Regions from separate parts of the Homo sapiens genome. Here region 1 is linked to region 2. The links are chromatin loops, found by intact Hi-C in ENCODE. Cell type or tissue: OCI-LY7. All regions are shown on one strand. Links, peaks and the distances in the headings refer to the core of each region. The heading gives the core; the rest is flanking DNA. Region 1 has its middle 8.7 kb from the start of LINC03124. Region 2 overlaps ANKRD30BL (ankyrin repeat domain 30B like).

The links. A loop is a pair of places that touch in the nucleus more often than their neighbours do. Peaks named below come from ENCODE experiments on the same cell type or tissue, not always from the same donor. Only the 100,000 strongest peaks of a DNase experiment are listed, where the experiment ranks them.
Region 1: it touches region 2 in a loop (20-fold over the local background); 13 of 110 quality-filtered maps call a loop at or near these places.

What each region holds. Positions count from the first base shown.
Region 1 is chr2:131,669,624-131,677,958 of GRCh38, reverse strand. No RefSeq gene overlaps it. Among named protein-coding and RNA genes, the nearest start is that of LINC03124, 8.7 kb to the left of the region's middle. RefSeq lists enhancers at 3,670-4,307, 4,308-4,947, 5,123-5,422, 4,948-5,586. In OCI-LY7, for the core only: CTCF peaks have their summits at 3,598, 3,807 (motif pointing left), 4,907 and 5,111 (motif pointing right); DNase peaks (open chromatin) are centred at 3,828, 5,358 and 5,718; H3K4me3 peaks cover 2,495 bases; H3K27ac peaks cover 1,259 bases.
Region 2 is chr2:132,142,204-132,150,538 of GRCh38, reverse strand. ANKRD30BL (ankyrin repeat domain 30B like) reads left to right here. Exons shown (of 6, transcript NM_001358416.1): 6 at 2,311-2,948. The coding sequence ends at 2,408. Among named protein-coding and RNA genes, the nearest start is that of ANKRD30BL, 16 kb to the left of the region's middle. In OCI-LY7, for the core only: a CTCF peak has its summit at 3,537 (motif pointing right); DNase peaks (open chromatin) are centred at 2,698 and 3,558; H3K4me3 peaks cover 585 bases; H3K27ac peaks cover 2,283 bases.

The sequences.
Region 1 (8,335 bases), core at 189-8,188, 470 kb after region 2:
TAGTTCTCAGAAAAGATGAAAGTGTGCCAAAAATAGTAAACATGTGGAGGGGAAATTGCTATTTTAATGACATCCTCCAGGAATTACAACATGTGCAGAAGAAAAATCTATGACAACATGGCACAAAAGATCAGAGGAGGGAGGAGGGTAAGGTAAGGTTTTTATATTTTATATACAGTGTTATGATATTTAATATACTTTAAGTATTTTTATTTTAATTTCTAAAGAACTCACTAAAAATAAATAAATGAAACAAAGAGTCATAGTTAAAAAAAAACAAGATACAAAATCCATACTAAAAAAAAAGAAAACCCCATAAAACAAACAAACAAACAAACAAATGAAAACTACAATAATCCAGAAGAAGACCAGGAAGGCAGAACAGAGACTGTCAAAGTAGGTAAAAAGGAAACCTCAATATCAGCTTTTAAAAAGAAATACACTTATGAGGTAAAGATACAAATAGATTCAAACTGAAAAGATGGACTAATATACACCATGCAAATCTCTGTTATCAAAAACTGCAGCCAGTGTATTAATGGCAGATAAGACAGACTACAAGAAAGACAAGCATCAACAGGGATAAAGAAGGACGTTTTATGCTAATGAGTCGATTTGCTTAGAAAACCTAATAATCATAAGCATGTATGCACCTAAGAAAAATAACAAAATACACAAAGCAAAAGTTATTGAATTAAAAGGATAAATGCATAAATCCACAATTTGACAATTCTAATTCTTATATCTCAGAAATTAATAGAAAAAAATAACTCCAACAATAACACTACAAGGTATTAATAGAAGAGATTATAACCAGAGCACTGGGAGAAAAACAGCAATATCCAATATGCTTACAATATTGGTTGACAACTCAAAAGTTCCCAAAAGAATTTTTGACACTAAAGGTAAATAGTCTGGAAAACCTAAAAGCCAGCATAGGAAGGAAGTGGAAAATGAAATGTTGATTGAAAATAAATCTGGAAGTCCAGGCGCGGTGGCTCATGCCTGTAATCCCAGCACTTTGGGAGACCAAGGTGGGTGGATCACCTGAGATCGGGAGTTCGAGAAACTCTGTCTGTACTAAAAATACAAAATTAGCCAGGTGTGGCGGCACATGCTTGTAATCCCAGCTACTTGGAGGCTATGGCAGAAGAATCGCTTGAACCTGAGAGGCAGAGGTTGTGGTGAGCCGAGATCACCCCGTTGCACTCCAGCCTAGGCAACAAGATCAAAACTCCATCCCCCCGCTCCCCAAAAAAAAGAAAAGAAAAGAAATCTGAAAAAAGGAAAAGAGAATTGAGGATAAGGTTTTGGGATACAAAATCCAAAATCAAGTGATAGAAATAAGTTCAAATATATCACTTTTTCCTACCAAACCTAGAGGGATTAACCTCATATATTAAAATACAAAATTGTTAATAACAAAGCAGCACTTTCAAATTAAAGAAAGAAAAATAATGGGAATAAAAATTTTAAGTAAATATTCACAGAAAGCAAGCTGCTACCACAAAATTAATTTTAGTTCAAATAAAATTTAAGGAAGAAATAATAAACAACAGGATAGACACTGCACATGGAGGGACAATAGAACCGAGTAGGTGAAGCAACGTCAAGTCCAACGCTGGCCTCGCCTCCAGGACGTACAAAGAAACTAACAGGAAGAGCAGGTCTAGAGAGGGATGCTGGAACTCATACTTCTGAATTTAAATGGGAAATAGACAAAGATGTTATGTGTTTATAAAATATTTTAAAATCACAACAAATGCTGAATATACATTTTCTAATATATGTAATACTTACTAAATGGGACCCATATTAGGTTGCAAAAGAAATTACAAAAAAACTGGAGCTAGGGACCAAAGGACTAACAGAAGTCAGAACAAAAAACACGCCCCATATATTTTAGGAAAAAACGGCACAGTGATTTAATGGTAAATCACTATAAACATGAAGGGATTCACCTAGAATAGAGATGAGATTCCAGAGTTCAAGACGACAACATGTGTCAGCCTGACTTTCTGAATGACTGCATAGGAAAGCCTGCCATCCAAGGAAGCGCAGAAAAGGACACCCCTCAGGTCCTGGATGGAGGAGGATGACCCCCAATACTGGATGGAGAAGGATGCCCCCCAGTCCTAGATGGAGAAGGATATCCCCCTCAGTCCTGGATGGAGAAGGATGCCCCCTAGTTACTGGATGGGAAAGGATGTCCCCCAAGTCCTGAATGGAGAAGGATAACCCCCCAGTCTTGGATGGAGAAAGACAACCCCCAGTCCTGGATGGAGAAGGATAACCCCCCAGTCCTGGATGAAGAAAGATGCCCCCCAAGTCCTAAATGGAGAAGGATGCCCCCCAAGTCCAGATGAAGAAGAATTTCCCCCACTCCTGAATGGAATAGGATCCCCCTCAAGTCCTGGGTGGATAAGACACCTCCCAAGTCCTGGGTGGAGAAGGACATCCTTCAGGTCCCAGATGGAGAAGGATGTTCCCCAAGTCCTGCTTGGAGAGGGTGGCTCTGGGGACCGCATGGGGAAGGATGCCCTTTTTCCAGCCTCCCCATCCATACTTATCCTGACCTGTTAGTGTAGAACAAAGAGATTTGGAGGAAGAAACACGGGACTAAATTTACTCAGAATGTTTTCCTTTTAATTAACATTTTATAAATTCTGATTTTTCTTTGATAAAAATAAGCGAAATGTATGATATAAACACAGTGTAACAACCAATTAGACCTATTTTTCCAAATCTGTGTCCTGGTTACCGGCTCTATTAGTCATTCTGCTTTGCTGTATTTGTAAAACTTCTCAAAATTAAAGATAAAAGAGTTTATTGCTAGTAACATGTACAAATAGGCATTGAATAAAATGTGACTCTTTAAAAATTAGTTTATTCTATGGGCTTCTTTTGGTGTACTAAGATTACTAGTGGATCTTTATTACAAGCTCACTGGTAAAAATAGACAATGTGATAATATTCTAATTTGTTAGAAATTAGTGTTGAGTGAGTATTAATCAAAACTTTAAAACCAAAATACATGGACATAAGAATAAATTATTCGACTTAATTATCTACTGACTTTAAATTCTAATTGCTAAATTTACTTTTTGTCCATTTCACCTCCTTCAAATCGCCAATTAACTCTTCATTTTTCTCTCCTGTCAATATTTTATTCTCATTTATTTTTTTCTATTTCCTGATTTTTTGAATAACTAAGGGAGTCGTGTTTTGCTTGTGTTAGAATGACTTCATTACACCAACCCATTAGGCAACTAGACCCTCACCAAGGTGAGCACTAGGAGACTTCAGACCATGGAGCCTCTCCTGATTTTTGACTCAGGCTACCTGGCAACTGTGTTTAAATTACGAATTGTTTAATTTTTTAGATCCCCTATAGATAAAGAAGGATTTTAATAACCATCAATTTAAAATGCACATGGACACTTTGTAACTGACATTTATTGCAGTTTCTGTGCTGCAGCCTCATGAGTAACTGTTTGTAAGGAACATCATGTTCCTCATTCTGCCCTTGCTCCTTGGGCTCCAACGGGAAAAACCAGAAATTCTGTGGGTATAAAACATGGAAACATTCATTCTTTGAAGAAAAAGGCTGCAAAGCAGAGACAAGAACAGGGAAAGGATGTTATCGAATACATGCAAATGGATAAAATATGAATGATTATGTTCTCATGTTCAACCCAATTTTTAAAAATGGATGTATGAGCAGTGCGAGCATTTACTCAGGCCATGGTGAGCCTGTGGGCAGCGGTGGCAAACCCGGACTCCGCCCGCCGACACCAGCGGCCCGGAAACCCTAGCGCCAGAGGCCACCTAGTGGCCAAAGTCAGGCAGTCGGCCCACAGCTGCAGGAGAGCTGCAACGCGCCCTTCAGCGGATTCCCGGAGGCTGCACAGTGCCCAGCTCCCGCCACCCGGTGCTCTGGGCGCGGGCAAGTGACCCTCAGGCCGTCTGGGACAGGACCAGCCCTGCGGCCTCAGCGGTGGGCTCAGGGGCGGCTGCCAAGTGCACACGGTGAACTATAGCAGCTGTGGCAGCCCCCGACCCTGTGCAAGCCACCGGCAGTGCAGACCCCATGACCAAAAGCCGCCGCGTCCCCTAACTCAGGCGGTCGGCCCCCCAGCAGCCAGAGGGGGGAAACCTGCAGCTCAGCCCCATCCCAGCGCCTGCACTGTGCTCAGCGCCCGTAATCCCACTCTCTGGGCGCGGGCAAGGAAGACTAGACCTTAGGGTGGGAGGGCGGTGCACTCGCGGACCCTCAAGCCTTCTGGAACAAGCCCTGCCATCCTCCGCCGCGGGATCAGCGGCAGCTGCCACATGCACACTCCTGGAAGCAGCATTGGTGGCAGCTCTGGTCTCTGCCAGCTCCAGCAAGAACGCGGACCCCAGAGCCAGAGGTCACTGCAGCGCATGTTAGGAGGTTGGCCTCTCAGCCGCAGGAGGGCAGGAATCTGCGCTCAACCAGATCCTCATGGCTGCACAGTGTCCAACGCCCACGACCCCGCAATCTGGGCGCTGGTCTAGGAATAACGGACCCTAGGGTGGAAGGGAGGTGCACTCACCCACCCCTGGGCAGCCTCACACCAGCCCTGCCAGCATCTGCCTTGGGCTCAGCTGCAGCTGGCGCCTGCGCATGGCACAGGGCAGTAGCAGTGGCAGCCCTGCCCCTGCCCTCAGACACCAGCAGCAAAGACCCCAGGGCCGGACGCCTCCAAGGCACTTAAGTCAGGTGGTCGGTCCCATAGCTGCAAGAGGGCGGGAATCGGCTGCTCAGCCCCATAGCAGCTGTGGCAGCCCCCATCTCTGTCCATGCCACCAGTAGCACGAACCCTAGGGCCAGATACTGCGGTGGAGCCTAATTCAGACTGTAGCTGCAGCAAGGCGGGAATCGGCCGCTCAGCCCCATCCTGGAGGCTGCTCTGTGTCTAGCGCTCGCACACCACGTCCTGGGAGCAGTCTAAGGAACAGCAGACCCTAGGGGGTAGGGCGGTGCACTCAGCGACCCTCAGGGTGTCTGGGACCAGCCCTGCCAGCCTCTGCCATGCTCTCAGCTGCAGCTACCATCGCCAGGTGGCGCCCGTTAGCAATGGTGGAAACCACACCCCCCTCCTCCGACCTTACCTGCCCCCAACAGCAGTGCAGATTCCATAGCTGGATGCCTTGCCAGGGCGGGAACCAGCCGCACAGCCTATTCTGGGCAGCTGCACAGGGCCCAGCGCCCGAAACCCCGAGCTCTGGGCGCGGGCCAAGGAAGAGTCCACCCTAGGCTGAGAGGGTGGTGCACACCGCGATCCTCAGGCTTTCTGGGACCAACCCTGCCGGCTTCTACTGAGAGCTCAGCTGCAGCTGCCACCTGTACAAGGGCGCGACAGCAGCAGAGCAACCCGGCACTTTGCCTGCACCAGAGCCCTGACACGGGGGACAAGGCCGCCTCAGCGCCTAATTCAGGCAGTCAGCCCCGCAGCTGCAGCAGGGCAGAAACCTTTGCCCTCGGCCCAGTCTCCTTGGCTGCACAGTTCCCAGTGCCCGCGACCCGAACTCTGGGCTCAGGCAAAGGAAGAGCGGACCCTAGGGTGGGATAGTGCTCCACTCAATGACCCTGAGGCTGCCTCGGAAACGCCTTGCCAGCCTCTGTCATGGGCTCAGCTGCAGCAGCCACCTGCACATGGCGCGCGGAGCAGACTTGATGGCAACTCCAGACCATGCTTTTACACCAGCCAGGCGGACTCCAGGGCCAGAGGCCGCCCAGCGGCTAATTCAGGTGGTCCGGCCCCAGCTGCAGGAGGGCGGGAACCGGCAGCTCAGCCATTTCCTGGCGGCTGCCCTGTGCCCAGCGCCTGCACACCCTGATCTGGGCGCCTACAAGAAAGAGCTGACTCTAGGGTGAAAGGACCGTCCACTCAGCGACCCCCAGGCTGTCTGGGACCAGCCCTGCCTGCCTCTGCTGTAGATTCAGCTGCAGTGGTAACCTGCACAAGGCGCGCAGCAGCAGCTGTGGCAAACTCCGACCCTGCCAGCTCCACCAGCAGCGCGGACCCTTGGGCCAGAAGCCTCCACGACGCCTAAGTCAGGGTGTTGGTCTCTAGCTGCAGGAGGGCAGAAACTGGCGCTCAGCCTCACCTCAGAGGCTGCATGGTGCCCAGAGCCAGGGCCCAGCTCTTCTAGTGCAGGTTGGAGAGGCCCCCCAGGCTGGAGAGCAGTGTCATGAACACAGCTTACTGAAGCCTCAACCTCCCAGATTCAAGCTACCCTCTCACTTCAGCCTCCTGAGTAGCTGGTAGCTGGGACTACAGGCGGGTGCCATCGTGCCTGGCTATTATATTTTATATACATTTTGGAGAGACAGGGTCTCACCATGTTGCCCAGGCAGGTCTTGAAAGCCTGGAGTTCAAGTGATCCTCTCACCACCTTACCTCCCTCAGTGGTGGGATTATATGTGTGAGCCACTGTGCCCTACCTGCCGCTTTTCTTATAAGGATACTTGTCATTGGATTTAGGGCCCATCCTAATCATCTCAAGGTGCTGGATTTAATTACATCTGCAGATTGTTTTCCAAATAAAGGCACATTCACACATTCCAGGTAGACATATCTTTTGATAGACCACCATGCAATCCACTCTAGGAGTATTAACGTGCCGTGTGGACTGAGGCACCAAAGAATCACATTATTATGTCATATAACTTGCCTTATTTGTAGTGACCCGTGGGCTTGGAAACAGAACCATATGCAGCTGTCAGGGAAGTGCACAGTGCCTGACCTTTCCCGCAGCCTCCTCCCTACTGGTCTTCCATGAGAGGATCATCCCTTGAGAGTGTCGAGAGATTCCTGTTAAATGCTAAAGACCACAGGGGCGTTTGGGAGGGGGAAGATGTTTGGGGAGCAACTTAGTTGTCCTGAGGTGCCTATCACCCTTCACTGTTTCAGCAATATGGATCTTCCAAGGACCTGGGAATGGGAACCAGGCATAAGACAGATACATGTGGATGAGAAGAGGCCAGAGTCTTTCTCTGTGTAGGTACCAGCCCAAGATGAGCATTGCTCCAGAAACACATGCACTCATGATGCTAAACCCAATCTATTGAGGACTTAATACAAACTGAGATTTGTTTAAAGCATTTAATTCTTACCACAGTCCTTTGACATCTTATTATCTCCATTTTACAGATAAAGAAACAGGCACAGAGGGTTTAAGTAACATGTACAAGATCACACAATCACAACTAGTAAAGCCAGAATTAAAGTCCAGTCGGTCTGCATTCAAAGCCTGTGCTCCTGCCCCAAAATGAGAAGTAATGACTTAAAGGCAAGAAAAACAGACCCTCCTTTACCCACCATCCTCATACACAGACTTCCAGCCCAGGATCTGAGCCATTTATTCATTTTCTCTCATATTCATTCATTCATTCAGTTCTTCATCACACATTTAGTGAAGTTCTGTCGTGGAATGTTCACACAGAAGGTACAAAAATGAGGCAGGTGTATTTTCTCCCATCTAACAGGGGATGACCACATGAAGAGAACTGATGGGCTGTGTGTCCCATGGCCTTACAGGGCAGTGGTGGAGGGTGGCCCAGGTCATCCACTTTCTGGGGAGGCAGAACCAGAAGCACCAGTTGGACAACTACTAGAGATGTTTATGCAGCCTCATATGTTAAGTCATATATTTTGAAAGCTTTTTAAATTTTTTCTTTAAGAAGATTTTAGATGCTTATCACTGAGTACCAGAGGGATGTAGGCTGGTGCCCTTATTAACAAAGTCAGGGACCGTGGCACACAAGGATTGACTACTGCAGATACGGTCACAATGCTACCTCTAGATGGCCTGAATCCCCCTGCCCTCTCTGGTGGGGAGAAGGGCTGGCAGAGCCATTAGCATGGGCTCCGGCCAATCCTGGCCACTTTGATGCTCCTGGTGCTGACCCAGGGTCCTGGAGGAAGGGATGAGGTGGGCAGTAGAGATGCTTAGGGCAGCAGCCCCTTTCCATCCACACTGGAACTATTTCAGTATTTTACCACCAATTCGGCCATTCCGTTGTGCGCTGGCTGAACATCAGCCCTGCTCCAGGTCTCAGTTTCCCCTTTGTAAAAGGAAAGCTCTGGATTCAGGGGTGACCAGAGGTCATCATGGTCTTGAGATTCGAGGCCTGTAGGCAGGGGGTGAGAGGTTCACTAGGAGCACAGAAGGCCAAGGTTGGGGAGAGGCAGCAGAGAGAGTGGCCTCCCTTCGGCCCAGGTGGGAGGTTCACAGAGACACACTTCCTTCTTCCCCAAGGCAGGACTTGTTATAGTGAGCTTCAGGCAGTCTGGCTCTTAGGACT
Region 2 (8,335 bases), core at 264-8,263:
TGATTGATGAGCTCAGTAATAGGGGATTATCAGCTTATCCAATTTAATGAATTAATATATTTATAAATAAATTTTATTACAAATTATAAAATAGCTTAGGTGCCTTGAATTACAAGCCACAAATAATAGAACATCTAATAATGAAAAGTAGGAATTAATAACAGAAAACTGCAACATTTGAATATTATAACCTATAAAGAAACACAGTTAAATAAACTGTTAAATAAACAAATATTTGTTTGTTTATTAAACATAAACATATAAAATGTTTATTTGTTAATTTAACAAATAAATTATTTATTTGTTTGTTTCTTTATTGTAGAGACATGGTCTCCTTATGTTGCCCAGGCTGGTCTTGAACTTCTGGGCTTTATTTAATTTTTGTAATAAATGATTTGCATTCAGAAAATTAGAATTAATTACAGTCGAGTATTGAGCAACATGAGAGTTAGGGTGCTGATCCCCCCATGCAGCTGAAAATCTGCTTTATAGGAAAATCTGTTTCTTTTGACTCCTCCAAAACTCTACTAACATTCTACTGTTGACCTGGAGCCTGAAAAAAGTTGAAAGCATAAGCAGTCAATTAACCCATAGTTTCTATTTTATATGTACTATATACTGTATTCTTAGAATAAAGTGAGCTGGAGAAAAGAAACTTATAAAGAGGAAGAAATATATTCACTATTTATTAGATGGAAGTGAATTATTATACATAAAGGACTTCATTCTCATTGCCTTTATGTTGAGTAGGCTGATAAGGAGGAGGCAGAGGTGAGATTTGTCTTAGTATCTTGCAGTGGCAAAGGAAAAGAAAAATCTGTCTATTAGTGGGCTCCTAGAGTGAAAACCCTTATTCAAAGATCAACTGTGTGGCATAGTGACTTTTGTCACTAAAAAAGTAACTATCTTTAGAATTTGGATCTCAATAATACTTTTCTTGCACCCTAAATGAATGTCAATAAGAATTAACATAACTTAGTGAGGGTGCATCAGTACCAGTAGGAGATTATTTTTCAAAGATACCTACTGAGTGCAGAAGTCAGAAAAGCAATTCTTTGTTGAGAAGTACAGGTTATGTTACATAGTCTTGTACCAACAAGGTCTCACTATTATCAACTTCATTCCCTCTAAGTTGAAACCAAATAAGATATGTTTACTTCATTAGAACAAGATGTGTTGTTCTATCTGCTGAATAATTAGTGTGTTGATAGTAATTTTGTTACAACAAGTTACTCTGTTCCTACTAGCCAAAATATTATCATTATAAATATAAAACTAGCTCAACTCTAGGCTCAACGAATTATAATAAAAGTGGAAAAAATTTTCACAATAACAAAAGTGCTACTGTGATACCTAAATGTGACACAATACATTGTACAATATGAACTGTATGAGCACATCTTTAATTTATTACATATTTATCAAAGGACTTCTATAAGTTAGATTTTGCAAGTTGCAGGAGACCAACATGGAATACACATAGTCTGGGTCTTTAAGGTGCTCATAATACAATAGAGCTGTCTCTATTGAATTTCTTCATTTTTCCAACAGAATTTCCTAACTATGTTTTCTATTTGTTTATCCACTTGTCCACTTAACAAATAACTGTCAGGTATCATTAAGGTACTAAGCATCTTTCTTGCTATTATCATTGTCATTTTTTATTATTTACTAGTTTATTAAGGTACTTAGCATTTTTCTTGTTATTATCATCTTTTTTATTATTTACTACTTTATTTAGTGCTTACTCTGTGCGAGAACCCCTTTGGGAGCTTATAATTATCACTTATTATGTCATTACCATATTCAGTATGTGTCAGACATTTTATATCCAACGTGAAGAATTAAAGCTTTAAAAAGTTTGGTAGTGTCCAGGAGCGGTGGCTCACTCCTGTAATCCTAGCACTTTGGAAGGCCAAAGCGGGCGGATTGCTTGAGCACAGGAGTTTGGGACCACCCTGACTAACATGGTGAAATCCCATCTCTACTAAATACAAAAAATTAGCTGGGCCTGGGTGGCATGCATATGTAATACCAGCTACATGGGAGGCTGAGGTAGGAGAATTTCATGAACCTAGGAGGCGGAGGTTGCAGTGATCTGCTGAGATCGTGCCACTGCACTCCAGCCTGGGCAACAGAGCGAGGCTCTTGTCTCAAAAAAAAAAAAAAAAAAAAAAAAAAAAAAAGGAGAAAACAAAAGTTTGGTAGTATTTAAGGAAAGCAAGCTGAATGAGTAGAAGTTTTCCAGGTAAAGAGTCAGAAGGATGATATTTAGCGAAGGAAAATTTAACCAGACTCTGTGTTTGGCAGAAGGAACATCTGAAGGAACACCTGATGAGGCTGCACCCTTGGCGGAAAGAACACCTGACACGGCTGAAAGCTTGGTGGAAAGAACACCTGATGAATAGGATACAGTGAATTCCTCTTCAAAGATTTTAGCCTGTAAACATCCTTTAAAATTCAAGAGGGGGAAGATTAAGTACAATGAGTTCTGAGTTCCTCATCAAAGAACAAATATGTCAGTATGTTCAGCTTCTCTGTTCTTTGTTCTCCGTTTTAAAGTTTAACTTCCTCGTTCGTTATGCCTCCTTGCCCCTAGTTTCATTAAACAGCCCCCTTCTAGCCTCTAACACCTGCTTTGTCTTTAGTCATTCTTAGTAACCTGCTCTGTCCTTAGTCATCCTTAGACACCTGCTCTGTAACTGTCTTTCCCGCTGAAACTACTCACCCTGCCACTCCAGCTCATACCCCTGCCCTCTTTAAATAGCCAATCTGAATTGGCTTAGAGTGTGCAGTCCAACCCTATCCAATAGGGAAAAGACACAACAGTAGGGACTAGCTGCGTTAGAAATAAGAACACTTTCCCCTCCCTTGTCCGGTGTGATCTTGCCATTGCTCCATCTGCAAGACCACTCTTCCATAGAAGTAAATTTGCCTTGCTGTAAAAACTTGTTGCTGGAGTGCTGACGGTTCTTTGCGGCGCTGAAAATTTATTTTCCACAAATTTAAGGGCCCACCCAGCATTCCCATTCTCCTCTAGGGGAGGGTCCAGTCCTCTCCCTTGAGGAGGCGCACCCCGCTGCCTCGTTGCAGTGGCCATAAAGGTAAGGAATCAAGACTCAACTGGTGCGATTAATAAACCCGGGCTCTCAGCAACGTGGAAAGAAACAGGCCAGCAACTTTGGGGAAAGGATCTTCACATACCGTGGCGACCAGGTAACTGTGCACAGACCGAGGTAAGAAATGTCGCAGGGGTGACAAAGTATTTCCTTGGTGGTCGGGATATTCTGGAGGTTGAAAGTGTGTGTGAATGATCACAAGCACTACTGCTTGTGGTGCTGTTTGTGTGGATGATACTAAGCATTATTGCTGTGAGGAGTGAGTGGGTCCTATCTGCGGTTTTTTATTTGAATAAAAACCTTTGAAGAGGAATTTACTGTATCCTCATAGGGCTCAGGGCAGATCTTGCTGTGGAGTTTATACCATGATGCCAATGCTAAGAGGGACCTAAAATTCCTGGGAGGGAAGCAGCCAGAGTGGATGAAGCGAAAGAAGGATGCAAGGAGCCTCCAGCAGGTGGCGATAAAGGATAGGGAAGAAATCTCTAGCATGCGGGATTGAGCCTAACCAGGACCTAACATGGGAAAAGCCCCAAGTAAGATAGGGAGCAAAAAAGAAGAGGATAGTAACAAAGACATGCCCCCTGATAGTCCCCTGGGTCTCATGTTAAAATATTGGAAGAATAATGAGAGGACTAAACATAAGAAAAAGCATTAGAGGATAAAATATTGCTGTTTCATTTGGACCCAAGGTCCCATTTTCAAACCCTCAATCTTCTGGCCAAAGTTTGGGTCGATTGAGGATGTAATATGTCAACTTCTAATTCAATATGTTAATGATAAAAATCTGGTTTCTCAAGAAGAACTAGACTATGCTCTTTGTTGGAGACAGGGACCTGTCTTTATTCCCATAAAGACAACTAGGGAAGAACCCGATCCAGTATCTCAAATTGAAAAGTCAGACGAGCTGACTCCCACACCTAAAGCCAGCACATGGGATCCCCTATACCATTTTGCCCTGCTCAGTGCCTCTGACCCTTCCCCTCGGGCAGCTGCTGCCACCCCAGATCCCACCCCAGATCCTTCTCCTGCTCACGCTGTTACTCCTCCTTACAACTCTAATTCTTGGATGTCATCATCCCATGAGCCTGTCCCCTGTCAGCCTAAATACCTCTCCCTAAAGGGACTCCAGCATGAGGTACAGCAATGTAAAAAGGACGTTCAGAACTTCCCTTTTCCCTCCACACCTAAGGAGTCAGCCCCAGCTCTCTTCCCCTTAAAAGACATGTCACAAGGAGGAGGAGCCATTGTATTTGTGAATGCTCCCTTGACCAGTTCAGAAGTCTGAAGTTTGAAAAAGGAAATTAAGCCATCGTTAGACGACACTTATGAGGTGGCAGATCAGGTTGATCAATTCTTGGGACCTCAGTTATACACTTTGGTCGAGTTTATGTCCATCCTAGGCATCCTTTTTTCGGAGGAGGAAAGAAGCATGATCTGATCCGTAGGGCTGCTATGGCAATTTGGGAATATGAACACCCTCCTTGTCAAAACGTTCCTACCACGGACCAAAAATTCCCTGCCCAAGATCCCCGGTGGGATAATAATAATGCAGCTCACCAAGAAAACATGCAAGACATAAGGGAAATGATAATGAAAGAAACTAGGGAATCAGTACCCCAAACTCAAAATCTCTCTAAAGCATTTGATATACAACAACAGGAGAGAGATGAGTGGACTATGAAATTTTTAGACAGACTAAAGGAGCAAATGAGAAAATATGCAGGCCTAAATTTGGAAAATCCCCTGGGACAGGGAATGTTAAAGCTCCATTTTGTCACTAAAAGTTGTCCAGATATTTCTTTTTATTTTTTTGAGATGGAGTCTCTCTCTGTCACACAGGCTGGAGTGCAATGGTGCGATCTTGATTCACTGCAAGCTCCGCCTCCCAGGTTAACTCCATTCTCCTGCCTTAGCCTCCCGAGTAGCTGGAACTACAGGTGCCCACCACCACGCCCAGCAAATTTTTTGTATTTTTAGTAGAGATGGGGTTTCTCCGTGTTAACCAGGATGGTCTCAGTCTCCTGACCTCGTGATCCACCCACCTCGGCCTCTCAAAGTGCTGGGATTACAGGCATGAGCCACTGCACCTGGCCAACATTGTCCAGATATTTCAAAAAAGTTACAAAAATTAGAAGATTGGGAAAACTGACCTCAAGTGAACTTCAGTGAGAAGTGAACCTCAAGTGAAATGACCTCAAGTGAACCTCAGAGAGACTCAAAAAGTATCTGTGAAGAGAGACGAAGAAAAGCAAAAACAAAAGACAAAACTTATGTTATTCACCTTCCAACAGATGGCTCCAAACCCATGTACCCCTAAACAAAGCTTCCAGTGGGCCAGAAACTATAAAGGTTCCAAACCCTCCTTTAAAGGACCCAAGCCTCCACTGGGAAGATCAAGGCTCTCGTCTACCAGGCCATCTAAATAGCATGGGGGAGTAAAATCAAAGAATCCCAGAACTGAGAGTGGGGAAGGGCAAGGTAGGCACTACAAATGTGGAAGAACAGGCCACTTCAAGAGAGAATGTCCCAAATTAGAAAAGGAAAAAGAAGCCCTTCCACTCATGGCTTTTGAGGAAAATAATGGTGTCAGGGGTTCTGTCTCTTTTATCTTGAGTCCCACCAGGAGCCCTTGATAAGTCTAGAAGTGAGACCTAAGCATGAGTTTATAATCTTTTTAGTCAATTCAGGAGTGGCTCGATCCTCTGTTTGTTTCCCCCCCATCTAATATTGCCTGCTCTTCAGAGGAACTTTTGGTTTGTGGGGTAAAGGGAGAAGGATTTAAAGCAAAAATTTTAGAAAACACAGAAGTCAGATACCAGGCTCAATCAGCTCATATTCAGTTTTTGTTAATCCCTAAAGCAGGGACTAATTTACTAGGCAGGGATTTAATGTTGAAGTTAGGCATAGGCCTGCGACTCAGCCCAAGAGGATTCCTCACCTCATTAAAGCTACTTACCACTGCAGATGAAAAATATATTAATCCTAATGTCTGATCCAAAGAAGGAAACTGAGGGAAACTCTGAGTCCCTCTAAGCACATCAAGCTAAAAAACCCCAGGGAAGTAGTAAGGAGGAAACAATACCCCATTCCCCTAGAGGGCAGGATAGGGTTGAAACCTATAATTGAAGGTCTTATTAAAGATGGGCTTCTTGGGCCCTCTATGTCCCCTTATAACAGCCCAATATTGCCAGCCAAGAAATTAGATGGGTCATATCGGCTGGTACAGGACCTTAGGGCTATTAACCAAATAGTCCAAACTACCCACCCCATTGTCCTCAATCCTTACACCATTCTCAGCAAGATTCCATATAATAATCAATGGTTTACTGTAATAGATTTGAAGGATGCTTTTTGGGTATGTCTCCTGGCTGAAGATAGGCCAGATATATTTGCTTTTGAGTGGGTGGATCCCCATTCAGGGTAGAAACAACAATATCAATGGATAGTCTTACACCAAGGGTTCCCAAACTCCCCTAACCTTTTCAGTCAAATTTTAGAACAAGTATTAGAAAAAGTTATCATCCCAAACAAATATGCCTGCTCCAATACGTTGATGATATTCTTATATCTGGTGAAGATATAGAGAAGGTAGCTGGCTTCTCTACACATATTCTCAACCATCTGCAGTTCGAGGGGTTATGAGTCTCAAAGGGAAAGCTTCAGTATGTAGAACCTGAAATTAAATATTTAGACCACTTGATAAGTGCAGAGAAGTGAAGAATAGGGCCTGAATGAGTTGAGGGAATCGTGTCCCTACCCTTGCCTCAAACTTAAACAAGAACTCAGGAAATTTTTAGGATTAGTTGGATACTGCTGCTTATGGATTAACTCACATGCACTAAACAGTAAAATTCTATATCCAAAACTTGCCCAGGGGAATACTGACCATTTCCTGTGGACTTCTGAGGAAGTCGATCAGGTTGAAGAGCTGAAAAAAAGGCTTATAACAGCCCCTGTCTTAGCCTTACCTTCCCTGGAAAAGCCATTCCACCTTTTTGTCAATGTGGATAATGGGGTAGCTTTAGGAGTGCTCACTTAAGAACACGGAGGCCATCGGCAGCCCATGGTGGCCTTCCTGTCAAAAGTCTTAGATCCAGTTACTTGTGAGTGGCCTCAATACATCCAATCCATTGTGACTACAGCACTAATGGTCAAAGAAAGCAGGAAGTTAACCTTTGGAGGAAAATTGACAGTAATAACGCCCCATCAAGTTAGAACTATCTTAAACCAGAAAGCAGGGAGGTGGCTTACTGACTCAAGAATCTTAAAGTATGAGACTATTCTGTTAGAAAAAGATGATTTAACATTAACCACTGATAATTCCCTTAACCCAGCAGTTTTCCTAATAGGGGATCCAAGTCTAAAGAGATAGCACACATGTTTAGATTTAACTGATTACCATACAAAGGTCTGACCAGACTTAGGAGAAACTCCCTTCAGGATGGGACGACACTTATTTATAGATGGTTCCTCCCAGGTGATTGAGGCAAAAAGATGCAATGGGTATTCACTAATTGATAGGGAAACTCTTGAAGAAATTGAGGCAGGAAAATTGCCTAAGAATTGGTCTGCCCAAACTTGTGAGCTGTTTGCACTCAGCTGAGCCTTAAAGTACTTGCAGAACCAGGAAGTAGCCATCATACCAATTCTAAGTACACCTTTGGAGTGGCTCGTACATTTGGAAAAATTTGGACTGAACGAGGTCTCATTAATACTAAACGTCAAGATCTTGTTCATAAGGATCTAATCACCTAAGTATTGAATAACCTTCAGTTGCCAGAAGAAATAATGATTGTCCATGTCCCCAGACACCAGAAAAGTCTTTCTTTTGATAGTCTGGGAAATAGCCTAGCAGATTACATAGGCAAACAGGCTGCCATTTCTTTTAAAACATCTATTTTTCACTGAACTCTTTACCTTCCTCCTCCTACCATAATCTCCATTTTCTCTTCCACTGAAAAGAGAAACTAATAAAAATAGGTGCTAAAGAGGATTCAGAATAAAAATGAATATTGTCAGACCAGAGGGAAATGTTGTTCAAACCCTTTATGAGGGAAAACTTGTCCCAGCTGCATCAAGGGAACCACTGGGGGTCCCAAGCCATGTGTGACACAGTTCTGAAAGTTTTGGGGTGTATAGGAATTTATACTCTGGCCAAACAGGTTACAGACAGTTGCTTAGTATGTAAGAAAACTAATAAACAAACTATAAAA